2 separate regions of the Homo sapiens genome follow, and region 2 is linked to region 1. A link is a contact called in ENCODE Hi-C data. All regions are on one chromosome and are shown on one strand. The core of a region is the stretch at or near the end of the contact, and the rest is flanking DNA. Distances in the headings are between cores, read along the strand shown.

What was found. A loop is a pair of places that touch in the nucleus more often than their neighbours do. Pooled maps may share reads with other maps.
Region 2: a loop to region 1 is called in a map of ovary, with 2.4 times the contacts of the local background. The contact joins the enhancer-like site here to the promoter of ENTREP1 in region 1. A Hi-C loop is called at or near these places in 6 of 168 maps with a recorded cell type or tissue (Right ventricle myocardium inferior, esophagus muscularis mucosa, heart left ventricle and 3 more) and 11 of 50 pooled maps.

The regions. Positions count from the first base shown.
Region 1 is chr9:69,323,059-69,327,274 of GRCh38, reverse strand. It overlaps ENTREP1 (endosomal transmembrane epsin interactor 1), which reads right to left and starts at 2,060. Exons shown (of 11, transcript NM_001347995.2): 1 at 1,552-2,060. The coding sequence starts at 1,965.
Region 2 is chr9:69,214,621-69,218,900 of GRCh38, reverse strand. TJP2 (tight junction protein 2) reads right to left here. Exons shown (of 23, transcript NM_004817.4): 3 at 2,438-2,562; 4 at 542-644. Among named protein-coding and RNA genes, the nearest start is that of TJP2, 42 kb to the right of the region's middle. Within about 2 kb of position 2,865, at least 3 of the 41 ENCODE cell types and tissues checked have a DNase peak (open chromatin) inside an H3K27ac peak, as active enhancers do; they include ovary, where a contact is called at or near this core.

The DNA of each region.
Region 1 (4,216 bases), core at 811-3,310:
TAGAGGCCAGTGGCAGAGCCCACAGGCAGAGCCACCAGGGTGGCGTTTTTTCATGAGGCACAAATCATGGCTTTCACTCACCACAGTCCAGCACGTACCCCAATAAGTTCATTCAACATGAAAGTATTTCAAAAGGAAAGCAAACTGACACTGGATGAAGTATACAATTTCAGGCGAGTCTCAAGGAACCTAACGTTCTTAATGTTCTTATTCAAACAATTACTTTGGGTTCAATTAGTTCTTCGAGTCCTTTTTTTTTTTTTTCAATTTGGTCTTGAATTGCAGTATGTGTGAAACTGCAAAAGCCGTTCTTACCATTCAGGACATACACTGATTATACATCTTACTAAAACCTAGCAGCATTGCTAGACTTTCAGATTTACACAGTGAGTTCATAGAAAGGTTATTTACGGTCGGCTGTGGTGGCTCATGCCTCTAATCCCCACACTTTGGGAGGCCGAGGCAGGAGGATCGCTTGAGCTCAGGAGTTGGAAACCAGCCTGGGCAACATGGGGAAACTCTGTCCCTTAAAAATAAAAATTAAAAATTAAAAAAAAAAGATATAAAGAGAGGTTATTTACTGTGCTCATCTTCCATAGTCATTCCACAAAGATGTGTTTCCAAGTCTCTCAACACCCAGAAAACGTCAAGGGGTTGGATGCCTTGGAAATTGTGAGATTGTTAGGAGGCAGGGGGGAGTGGCCACCCGGTGTCCATAGATACTGGCTGGCAGCAGCTTTTCTCTGAAGTTGGGCACTCTTTGGCCCCAGGCTCAGCGTTCCCGGTTGGAGGAGGGAGGAGTGGGTCCTGTAGAGCAGACATCTCTAGCTAGCTGCTGGGCACTCCAGGACTTTTGGCCAGCTCATCCATAATGACAGGTCCCGGTTCTCACAAACTGAATTCTGCACAGCAGCCTGCATGGCTCCAGGAACCCAGTGGGGTTAAGGCCTTCCTTTAATGACCAGGTACAAGCGCCAGTTCACACACACCCCCTCATTACCTCCTGAACTCGTCTGGGGGTCGAGCCACCCTACACATTTCACATTTACGTGTGTCTTAATGCAGAATAAAACAAGCGATGTGCCCCAGTCAAACTGTCCCATCTCACAAATACACCTACTATGTGCCAGGCATTCTTGATACATCAGTGAACAAAAATGATCAAAATCCCTGCCCTCCCAGCACAGACGTTGTCAGTGCAGCAAATACTCAATAACCAAAAGAAGTTTAATCATTTTCCTCCCACTTTCCTGCCACCCACACCCTGTCCTTCCAATCTCCCAAAGAGCTGGGTGTCTTTAATTCTATTAGCTTGACAGGGAAAATAAAATTCTTCAGCCTGCGCGCAACAGACACTACCCAGGTGCAACCCAATTCACCCCTGAACTCGACCGTCGCGGAACATTTTTCTCCAGCCTCCAAAAACTTCAGGTGGCGTGAGGCTCCCCCAACTGCAGCCCTGGAGGCCAACAAAGGGGCAATGGAGAGGAACGACCAGAGCCCCCTATCACCGGGATGACCGGGCGAACGGGGCGCGCGCGCGGTACTCACCGAGGAGCCGGCCCAGAACGGGCACGAGTTCTTCACCTGCGGGGAGCTGCTCAGCGACAGCGCCCCGAAGCTGAGCGCCACCATGCAGCAGCCCAAGATCAGCTGAAGCAGCCCAAGTGACAGCAGCGGGCGGGCGGGCAGCAGCGCGGAGCCCGGGGCCGCGGCGGCAGCGGCGGCGACTGCCCGGCGGGAGGAGAGCGCCGGCGGCGCGGCCAGCACCCCGGCAGCAGCGGTGGCCGCGCAGCGAGGCCGCGACGGGGGCTGCAGCGCGCCCCGGGGCCAGCGCGGCCGCAGCGGGGGCAGCGGCGGCTCCTGAGCGGCGGCGGCAGCGGCGCCCGGGCCCCCGGCCTGCGGCCCACCCGAAAGCCCAGCCACGGGGCAGCAGGAGCCCGGGAGCACCACGGGCAGGGACATGGACGGACGGGGAAGGGTGCGGCCGGGTGCGGCCGGCTGCGGCGGGCAGAGGACGCGGAGCGGAGCCGAGCCGAAGGCGCAGCACACTGGGCACTGCAGACGGGCTCCGAGGCCGAGGGGGAGGGAAGGAAATGCGCACGGCCCAACCACTTGCTGCCGCCGCTGCCGCTGCCCTGGCTCCAGCCGGCCGCACCCACCTGCCGCCTGGCGGGTCCGCCTCCCGCTGGCCCTGGGCGCACCCTCACTCTCACCCACGCGCACTCCGTGCTCGCGCTGTGCCGGGGCAAGTGCGCCACAGCCTCAGGGTCCCCGCCGAACCTGCGCCGGCTTCCTGGGGTCCTGGGAGGGTGCCCTGCCCCAAATATTTAAGTAAGTCCCTCGAGGTGGGAGGCACCTCACGGCCAGGACACGTCAGCGCCGGCCACCGAGAGTCTCAGCGTCTGTCCCCACCCGCCGAGCTGGGGCTAGAGAAGAGCGAGGAGCCTTCTCTGTCCAGCCACGAGAGAGGCCCTGGCGCGCTTTAGTGAGAAGGGGGCCCGCCCTTAAACTTTTGCCCAAGGAGGGGGATGCCTGGAGGAGGGGCTTTGGGGCGACTCGATGGGAAGAGGTGTAAGCCAAGGACTTCGGGAAGGACGACGCCGAGCGCAGTTACCGCTCACAGGGCGCAGGACGTGCCTACCTCGCATCGGCGCGGGAGTGCTTTCCCGGCATCTCGGTAGGAGCGGGAATGAAAGGACTGGGTTACCTTGGAAGCATCCAGCATCCGTAAAGAAAGTACCCGGGGCAGCCCGGAGTGCATGGCAAGTGTAACGCTCTGTCCTCTCATTGACTTATGAGCTATATCAGGCATCTATTAGGCATCACCTGATAGAACACGGAACCCCCAAACTTCCGAGGAAATATCCTAATAAAATCCTAAACTACTCTGGTAATTTATGAAAAATCTTTAGAGCAAAAAAAAAAAAAAAAAAAAAAAAAAGATTCCTCTTTGCAAAATGAATTCCCTTAATAATATACTTTTCACCTCGGAAGAATTCTAATGCGTAGAAAGTTTCGTGCCTAAAATGATTATAATGGACTTTTTTTCCTGATAAGAACCAGAGCAGTGTTCTTTGCAGTTAGTCAGTTCCAGTATTAGAAAGCTTATCTTACCATAAGGTATTTAACATCCTCCTACCCAATAAACCAAGAAAAGTATGTGTCAGTTTTTATGCTCTGCTTGTGGAAGCTGGATTTATATTGGTCGTTACACTTTAACCCAATGTAATATACTGTCAATGTGCCCAAGTTTACATGCACACTTCTTAAATTATTAAAGCACTTGTCTTTAATGGTGCCTAGGACTTCCTTTACAGACTGCTCCCATGAATAAATTCAAATTCTGGAGGAAAAGGGAAATGTCTTTCAAAATAAGTGTTTAAAGTCTGTTGATTCATGCAGGGGTTTTTTGTTTTGTTTTGTTTTGTTTGAGATGGTGTCTCGCTCTGTTGCCCAGGCTGGAGTGCAATGGCGTGATCTCGGCTCACTGCAACCTCCGCCTCCCGGGTTCAAGCGATTCTCCTGCCTCAGCCTCCAGAGTAGCTGGGACTACAGGTGCCCGCCACCACACCCAGCTAATTTTTATATTTTTTAATAGAGACGGGGTTTCACCATGTTGGCCAGGATGGTCTGGATCTCTTGACCTCGTGATCCGCCCGCCTCGGCCTCCCAAAGTGCTGGGATTACAGGCGTGAGCCACCGCGCCCGGCTTCATGCAGTTTTTAAAAATGCCATACAGTATATGCTCTTAAATTGCTGCTGATGTTAAATGAAAAGCTTCTTGGGGCTGAGGTTATACTCTATTTTATATACAAGCTTAACAGTATTTAATTTTTAACAATGTATTACACCATGCAATATAGTAAGTCTGACTGAGTCTTAAGAAATTCTCTCAGCTAAACAAATCTATTTCATTGGCCAGTTCTTGACACCTGAAACTTACTACAAAAAATGTATTATTTGTGTCTAAGAATGTTGCTGTTAGAAGTCAGGATATCCACTGGTCCTTGAGGAGGGACATGATTATGACTGGAAAGAGGGTTTCAAGGGGTGCTGGTGACTATTTCTTTCTTGATGTGGGTACTAATTACATGAGTAAGGTTCATTTTGTGAAAATTCATGGAGTTACAGTTATGATTTGTGTGCATCTCTGTGTATATTATATACTTAAATACTGTAAAGTATTTCCAAATACTTTATTCTTAAAATTTTT
Region 2 (4,280 bases), core at 1,616-4,115, 110 kb after region 1:
ACCATTCTCACTGTGTGTGTCTACCTGCCCCACTGGAGTGAACACATCTTGCAACACAGATTGGCCCCAGGGCCTAATGGCATCCAGCTCACAGTTGATTCTCAGCCAGTGAATGAATGAAGGAATAGATGAATGAAGATTATAGACAGTCTTCTAATGAAACTCTTAGTCTATGAAGATATAATATACCTTGCTTGGGCCTTTACAAGTGAGTTTTTGAGCTGAAAGTTTTTTTCTAAATTAATACTATTTTACCAGTATTCTGAATCTAGCTAATTCTCTTAGGGAATAATTGCCTAACTTGGTTCCTAAGGCAAACTAACTCAGATCAGAGAATCACTGGCCTCAGGAGAAGACACAAGGAAAAGTAGGAAGATAACTTACACATATCTTCACACCCCTCCAAAAGTACTGAGGATCCAAGAACAGCGGTCCCTAGGTTATGTAATTCTGTCAAATGCTTAAAAGCAAGGGGTAATTTTCTTCTGGGCAAAAAACCAAAATGCTATTAAGGCAAGCTGAAAGCAAACCCAGTACTTACAATAGCAGCGACCTTCCCACTTTTTCTGAGCTGCTGAACTGCAAACGAATGAAGCACATCCTCCATGGGGGTGCCATTGACCATGACCACTCTGTCATTTTCTCTGTAAACAAGAAATAAAAATGGGTCATGAAAAACTCCCATCTATTCATTGTAAATTATTTATTTAGGAACAAATAGAAGCAGCAAATAGACCTGAAAGGCTTTCTAAAGGGCTCAGTGTCTAGTGGCGCCCAAGGCCCAGTCAACTTGGCCTGAGATCTTCCAAAGAAAGGAACTGGGGGCCATACAGCTCAATTCTGAGTGTCTAAATGGAAATCATCTGGGAAGAGAGAGGCCTGATCTCCCCAAACCACAGCATCACACCAGGAGGTACTTGATGACGGTGAGGTCTGGACACAAAAGGAATTTCTCTATCAGTCCCCTATTGCCTGAGGTGCACGGTGGGCTTCAGAAAAGTCTAAAAACACTCCTTCCAAGTAGGTGTATATCCATTTGTGCTTTTGTGCAGGAAAAGGGCTTGCCTTGGATTCTTAAGAAATTTTGAGATCACAGAATCCTATTGTTCCAGTTCATCCCAAATATTACTTTAAAATTTTGCATTTCTCCATATGAAAGACTACTAACTTTGATAAAACTATAGAGACTTTCTTAACTATAATTTTATTTTTTAAGAGGCATGGTTTCCCTCTCTCACCCAGGAAGGACTGCAGTAGTGTGACTGATGATAGCTCACCGCAACCTCAACTTCCCGAGCTCAAAGGATTCTCTCACCTTAGCCTCCCAAGTAGCTGGGACCCGAGTAGGTACATGCCATCCCAACAGGGTCTCACTAGGTTGCCCAGGCTGATCTTGAACACCTGGCCTCAAGCGTTCCTGCCACCTCAGCCTCCCAAAGTGCAGGATTATAGGCGTGAGCCACTGTGCTTAGTTCACAGAGGCTTTAAACACCAACAAAACCTAAACTTTTGAGCTATTTATCCAATGCAGCCATACAGTTAACTTTAGACTTCGTCCTGAGAAGTTATCCTGTGGGAATCAGGCATGTATCATGTAAAATGGTGTTACCAGCTGGGTATGGTGGCTCATGCCTGTAATCCCAGCACTTTGGGAGGCCGAGGTGGGCAGATCACTTCAGGTCAGGAGTTTGACACCAGCCTAGCCAACATGGCGAAAACCCGTCTCTACTAAAAATACAAAAATTAGCTGGGAGTGGTGGCAGGCACCTGTAATCCCAGCTACTCAGGTGGCTGAGGCAGAAGAGAATTGCTTGAACTCGGAAGGTGATGGTTGCAGTGAGCTGAGATCGCACCACTGCAATCCAGACTGGGTGACAGAGCAAGACTCTGTCTGAAAAAAAAAAAAAAAAAGAAAAGAAAAAATTTATTAAAAATTAAAATAAAATGGTGTTACTTCTTCAGGTCAGAAAGCTGGCAGTTGGAAAACTTGTGGTTTTCCTATAGTAAATTGTCCCAACTTCCACATCACTCTTACAAATAAGATAATCAATAAACCAAAGTCTCCTCATTAAATTCTTAAAGAATATAAATTAAAACAAACATAAACAGTGTTGGTTAAGCATCGGGGTTGAGAAGCATGCCAATTTAAAACTCCATGTTCAGAAATGATTCCTAAACCTAGGAGGGATGTTTGGAACTATCTTCTTACGGAAACAACTGCCCTCCTCGCTCCAAAGCTGGGGTGTTCCCAAGGTTTGGGCATTATTCAAACATGGTGTGTTATGGCTTCCATTCCAGCTTGAAGACTTTTCAAATATTATATAAAAGTTTGTTATTTTTTTCTTTTTTTTAAATAAAGTGGACACCAACCAAAATACCCCGTCTAGGGCCAACCAGTAGGGCTGGTAGGGGCTGCGGAGCGAGGGAGGACACTCACTGGAGCAGCCCATCAGCAGGCCCACCCGGGAGCACATCAGAAATGACAATTGACGTTTCTCCATTTTCAAAGTGGGGGTTGTCTCTGCCTCCGGACACTGCAATTCCAAATCCTCTTTTGGAATCCTGTACATCAGAGAGGAGAAATATTAAAAATCCTTCAATAAGTGGCTTTCAGGATTTATTACAAGCACTCAATAAAATAAAGGTCAAATCAATAACCAGAGACTGTTCAGGAACAGATGGGCTTACAGAAACAAATGAGAAACAAAACAAAGCATAGTCATTGTCAGCTGACAGGTTTATAAAGGGAAATTCCTTATCTGAAAGAAACAGCCTGTAGAGGCTGGAAAAGATTGATAGTGCAGACTGGAGTTATCACTAGAAGCTGGCCGGGATAGGAAACAATGTCTTCAGTCCAAATAGGGACGTACTGTTTGAAGCACCAGTTGTACCTCTTTGCATCATGCTGGCCCGAGCTGGAACAACTTCAGTAAAAACTGAACCTGTACTAAAACTGTATTTTTTAATTTTCAGATTTCCTTATTGTATTTGTTTTTTAAGAGACAGAGTTTTGATCTGTTGCTAGGCTGGAGTGCAGCGGTGTGATCACTACTCACTACAGCCTCAAATTTCTGGGCTCAAATGAGCCTCCTGTCTCAACCTCCCAAAGCACTGGGATTACAACAGACAGCCATTGTGCCTGGCCTGTACTGTAAATATTTTTAATTCTTCTGTATATTGTGATGTTTTGACATATTAAAAAAAAAAAAACCTTCTGCCTAGGCTCATGGCTCATGTCTATAATCCCAGCACTTTGGGAGGCCAATGCAGGCAGATTGCTTGAGTCCAGCAGCTCAAGACCAGCCTGGACAACATGGCAAAACCCTGTCTTTACTAGAAATAGAAAAAAATAGCTGGTCATGGTGGTGCACATCCATAGTCCCAGATACTTGGGAGGCTGAGGTGGGAGAATCACCTGAGCCTGTGAGGTCAAGGCTTCAACAAGCCAAGGCAGCTTTTGCACTTTAAATTGGGCAAATGGAGAAGTCTCTAAAAAACAAAAAAAAAAAACCACAACTTTCTAGCTGGGCGGGAAAAGACTGCTCTTCCCAGTGCTAGCCAATCCTTTTTAATTTTATTTTTATTTTAGATTCAGGAGTACATGTGCAGGTTTGTTATATATGTGTATTGTCTGATGCTGAGGTTTGGGCTTCTAATGATCCTGTCACTCAAGTACCGAACACAGTACCCAAGAAGTAGTTTTTCAAACTTTGCTCCTCTCCCTCCCTCCGTACTTTTGGAATTCCCAGTGTTTACTGTTCCTGTCCTTGTGTCTGTGTGTACCCAATGTTTAGCTCCCACTTCTAAGTGAGAACATGCAGTATTTGGTTTTCTGTTTCAGCATTAATTTGCTTAGGATAATGGCCTCCAGGTACATTCGTGTTGCTGCAAAGGACATATTTCGTTCTTTCTTATGTCTGCCTAAAATTATATTTTTAAAGTATACCTTTAACTTCAAAGTAGATGTGTTGGTAGTTTCATTTCAACATACAGTGAAAAAGAAGTAAATGGATTTGTTTGTTTTTTTTTTTTTTGAGATGGAGTCTTGCTCTGTTGCCAGGCTGGAGTGCAGTGGTGCTGGCTCACTGCAACCCCTGCCTCCTAGGTTCAAGTGATTCTCCTGCCTCAGCCTCCTGAGTAGCTGGGACTACAGGCATGTGCCACCACACCCAGCTAATTTTTGTATTTTTAGTAGAGAGACAGGGAGGGTTTCACCATGTTGGCCAGGATGGTCTCGATCTCCTGACCTTGTGATCCACCTGTCTCTGCCTCCCAAAGTG